Regions from separate parts of the Mus musculus genome. Here region 1 is linked to region 2. Evidence: chromatin loops called from intact Hi-C (ENCODE). Cell type or tissue: heart. All regions are shown on one strand. Region 1 overlaps Hbp1 (high mobility group box transcription factor 1). Region 2 overlaps Gm40362 (a long non-coding RNA gene).

Region 1 (2,500 bases), 440 kb after region 2:
ATTCAATCTATCGTTGTGATTTCAAATCCTTCTGAACATCTGTACTATGTTCTTTGGACTGAACAAGACTTTGGCTCCAGCTGCACCTGGAAACAGCCCACTTCACCATCATTGTCAGTTAGCCTTTGTCTCAACAATGCTGTTCTGAGTCCACAGGATCCTCCCTGGAGCTGTCTTGGTTGCTCTCCCCCTGCAGAGAGCCATTCTTCACAACTAGGTCTTCCCCTCTCCCCATCAACAGGCTGCAGTGAAGATCACTCAACATGGACAATATACTAACTTAGAATTTCTACCACTCAGGATTTCAGCACTTGCCCTATTTATCTTATCACAACATAATTGTGTATGGGGGGAATCCTGACTTTAATTTTAGAGAACTACCTACAATTAACAGGCCAAGTGAATATGTACTGTTTTGGATATTTGCCCTTCCAACTACTTATGGTGAATTTGGTTTTGACGTAGGCTTTGCTAATGTTTTGGTTTTTTTCTATAAAGTTTTGATTTTTAAGGTTTTTATGTCCTGTACAGGAAAAGAAAGTCTAAACTTGCAGACAACTCTTCTGGTTGCCCCCTCCCTCCCACTTCTTGGCCCTGGCAAGACCCATGGGCCTCTCTTTCCACTGACTTCTGATACATACGCAGCTAGAGACACGAGCTCCGGGGGTACTGGTCAGTTCATAATGTTGTTCCACCTATAGGGTTGCAGACCCCTTTAGCTCCTTGGGTACTTTCTCTAACTCCTCCATTGGGGACCCTGTGATCCTATCCAATAGCTGACTGTGAGCATCCACTTCTGTGTTTGCTAGACCCAAGAAAATTGTTTTCAAAGAACTCTCACGATAGAAATCGAAGTACTTAAAGTGAATTATATGCTTACAAGTGACAAAAGGCACTAAAACTATCAAATATTGACTATTATTTTATAAAAATATTAAATAACTAAGTATCAAATTCAATGTTCTATATCAAAAGCAGTTAGCAGACTTTACTGCAGTTCTTTAATAATATTCTAAATGTCTCTTCTCTGACAAGTGTTTCTACTACTCTAGCTTGCCACTGAGCTAAGAAATGAAAACAAGAAGCCACACTGTGGGTTTGGTAAACTACACTGCTATAGCTTACACTTACTGCTTAATACCGCCTTTGTGCTTTGAACAGTCTAACCACTGATACCTATTTCCTTATTTGTCAATAAACTGAAACCTATTTACTCCTCAAAATTGTTACAGGTATAAAAAATACATTTCACATCCTCCTTTGCTGAACATTACAAATCACATCTAAGAAAATTATTTTCATGTTCAGTCAACATGAAACACTAATACAGACTGTAACCGTCCATGAACCAATTCAAGTAATATTTAAGGCAAGTCATTTTGAAGATTTAAGGGCTAGTTGATTCCTTTTTCAGGGGCCGTGGGTTCAATTCCCAGCACCCACCCACATCAGCTAACTATGGTCTGTAAACTTCAGTTTCAGATGGTAGCTCCCACTACCTCTTCTGGCCTCCTTGGGTACTGCAGGCCATGTACTACAGAGACAGACAAGACGACAAAACCTTCACACGCATAAAATAAAAAAATAAATCAATGTTTAAATGAAATGTTTATATGACAGAAAATACTCTCCTAAACTTAATTACAATCCTGGACATTTTCATATTACGACAACCTGTAAAACAGCCTCTTCTTTTTTTTGTTCAGACCTGGTGGGCTTAGCACTCAGGAGGCAGAGGCAGGAAGATCACTGTGAGTTCTAGTCCAGCCTGTCTATACAGTGAGTTACAGATCACCAAACAAGCAAGGCAGCATTTCTATAGCAGCGTTAATAGCTTTTTATTTTCAAGGATTGCTAAGGATGGAAGACTGACAGGAATTCAAGGCCAGCCTGGATTAGACATCAGACTCTTCAGGACAGGTAGTTCAATGAAGACTATGCCATCTGTCTTCTCTCTCTCTCTCTCTCTCTCTCTCTCTCACACACACACACACACACACACACACACACACACACTGAAGTAACCAAAAAAAGTAAAAAAAAAAAAATGCTCTAATAAGGTTAAATTTTAAATTTCACTCTTTTTTTCAAGTAGCCCTGGCTGGTCTGGAACTCAGTATGTGTCCAAGGTCATGACCCATTTTTCTGCTTATACCTCCCAAGTGCTGGGGTTACAGACCAGGTATGGGTTTAAAAAATTCTAACTTCCATAATGAAAATGTAATATAAAGTATGACCAGGAGTAAAGTAAATGCAGAACAAAATATGAAAGTACACGGAATTATTACTGACTTTGGGTAGTAACAATTGAAATGATTCAAATTTTCTGAATTATGAGATTTGTTTTCCCCTTCTTGTACACATGTGAAATTTAAAACACAGAAACCATCTGCCGTTGTTTTATTAGCAGTTGGGGAATAACAGGAGAACTTGTAAGAGAGTACTGACATCTTTATTTCCAGCCGATACACAGACCAGATTGTGGTGCACACAAAGAACC
Region 2 (2,500 bases):
TAAGTTCCATAACTTTGTTCTTATGATAGAATAGTATTCCATGTGTGAATGTAACGTGCTTTTTTAAATCATCCATCTGTTATTGGACACCTTGGTTGTGTTGGCTAGTGAATATTGCCACAATCAAATGGATATGCAAATATCTGTATAGTAAATTAACTCATTTGCCTAGGCATATTCCCAGAAGTGGTATGACAGGGTCATGTGGGAATTCTGTTTTTAAAGGAACCTCCACACTGTTTTACATTCCAAGCAGTGGTATAAGTTTCCCACCCCAAACCTCGCCAACATGTGTTGCTTCTTGATTGCTTTGATACACATTCTTACTGGGGAAATTTTTGTTTTCCTAATGGCTAGAGATGTTGAACATGTTCCATGTGATTTTTTAAAATATGTTTTGAACATTTCATGTATTTATGTGTACAAGTGTATACTGCTTGTGTGTGTTTATGCACCACATGCATGCAGTGCTCGTGGAAGCCAGAAGAAGGCATCAGGTCTTTTGAGACTGGTTGTCTCAACAGATGGCTGTGAGCCACTGTATTAGCCAGGGCTCTCCAGAGTCACAGAACTTATGGGTAGTCTCTTTTTTAGGGGAATTTGTTGAAGACTTACAGTCTGCAGTCCAACAACCAACAATGGTCAGCAGCAGCTGTGAATGGAAGTCCAAGGATCTAGCAGTTGTTTAGTCCCACAAGGCAAGCAGGCAAAGAAGAAAGAGCGAATCTTCCTTCTTCCAATGTCCTTATGTAGGTTGCCAGCAGAAGGTGTGGCTCAGATCTTCTGAGATTCATAGCCACTATGCCTCAAGATCTCCATGCCAAGATCCAGAAATTTGTATCTCCCAGCTTCCAGATAGGATCACAAGTGAACCTTCCAATTCTGGATTGTAGTTCACTCCAGATATAGTCAAGTTGACAACCAGGAATATCCACTACAACTAGTCACATTAAATATTGTACTAAGGCTGAAAAAATGGCTCAGTAGTTATGAGCACTGGCTGCTCTTCCAGAGGTCCTGAGTTCAATTCCTAGCAACCACAAGGTGGCTCACAACCATCTGTAATGGGATCTAGTGCCCTCTTCTGGACTGCAGGCATACATGCAGGCAGAATGCTTTATACATAATAAATAAATGACCTTTTTAAAAATTGCACTATTTTATTGTATGAATTTGAATAAAATGGTAATAGAAAATGTTCATGTAATTTTTATTTAAATGTGTTCTTACACAACTTATACACATATGCAAATAATTGCAGACCACTCTCATCCTCAGCCTCTCACATCTTTCTACCATCCCTGTCCATCCCGTTGCTCTCCACAAATCTCTAACATTCATGTCCATACATCTTATTTTGTTGCCCATTGGTTTTAACAAGGGCTATGCCTGTGAACATGGATTTGGCACTGTGGGTTGGAGACTGGTGGACTCAGAGGTAGGCACACAACTGAAAGCAGTAATCCCTCCTTTCCCAGACTCTGTCTCTACCCAGTAGTTCAGTAGTAAAGAGTAGGGCCACATGAGCCCTTCCATTTTATAACTGTAGACAGGGGTAGTCTTGAAGTAACACTATAGTTGAGGGTTAATGATTGTAGTGGTTGTATCAACGAGAGTATAGAATTTCACAGACCTTCATCCTGTCTTCCAGCATACCCCTTCTGCAAGGTTGCCTGAGCCTTAGAGTGGGTGATATAAATATCTTGCTTAGGGCTGAGACCACAGCTGTGACTTATTCTCGGTATTTTGGGAAGCCATGAGTCTCTTGCACTTGGTGCCGTTCATTGTGAGGAGAGGGTTCTCTGAATAAGGCTTCAAGTAGGTATGAACATATTCAGAAGGTAGTTTAATGCTATGTCAGTTTCCTTAAATGACAACAATAAGTCCCTCCTCTGGGCCTGTGACTCCACAGACCTGTGTCATTAAGTGGGGTTTATCGTGCCAGGCATGGGTCATTCCCTTCTGTGGAACAGGCCTCAAATATAACCAGAGAGCCCAACAGCAGTCATGCCACTATTGCACAGGCAGGTAAGGCTCGACAGGATGTCTTAGTTCATACATTTCCCAGTAGTGCCTTCAAAAGCTAGCCAACAGGGATGAGGTTTCCAATTCAGTTCCATATTGCTTTTTTTTGTACCTGGCAACCAAGGTGTGTGGTGTCTTCTGCAATCTGATCTTGTGAGCAACCAAGAGGACTAACAAGAGCCTGTATTGTAACTCCCTTCAGTGTGTGTGTGTGTGTGTGTGCGTGTGTTTAATTTGGGTTATATGATTGTGGTCTTCTATATAGCTTCTTATATTTTTGGTTGTGAGCCTAGCCTTTAATGGCTGAGCCATCTCTCCAGCTCCTATATTGCTTCTTTATATTCCCTTTGTCCCAGGTAATTCTCCCCACATATCTGCAATCTGCCCCTCACCTCCCCCACTGCTTAGACCTTTCCACCGATAGTATCCCCCTCTTTACTATGCCTTTAGGCTCCTCCCTTAAAGTGCCTCCCTC

What was found. Peaks named below come from ENCODE experiments on the same cell type or tissue, not always from the same donor. Only the 100,000 strongest peaks of a DNase experiment are listed, where the experiment ranks them.
Region 1: it touches region 2 in a loop (4-fold over the local background); 14 of 42 quality-filtered maps call a loop at or near these places.

Annotation. Positions count from the first base shown.
Region 1 is chr12:31,946,173-31,948,672 of GRCm38, forward strand. The region is part of intron 1 of Hbp1 (high mobility group box transcription factor 1); the gene reads right to left. Among named protein-coding and RNA genes, the nearest start is that of Hbp1, 2.8 kb to the right of the region's middle. In heart, a CTCF peak has its summit at 1,510; no DNase peak of the experiment used is centred here; H3K4me3 peaks cover 320 bases; H3K27ac peaks cover 199 bases.
Region 2 is chr12:31,502,322-31,504,821 of GRCm38, forward strand. All of the region lies in intron 1 of Gm40362 (a long non-coding RNA gene), which reads left to right. Among named protein-coding and RNA genes, the nearest start is that of Gm40362, 4.0 kb to the left of the region's middle. In heart, a CTCF peak has its summit at 1,088 (motif pointing left); no DNase peak of the experiment used is centred here.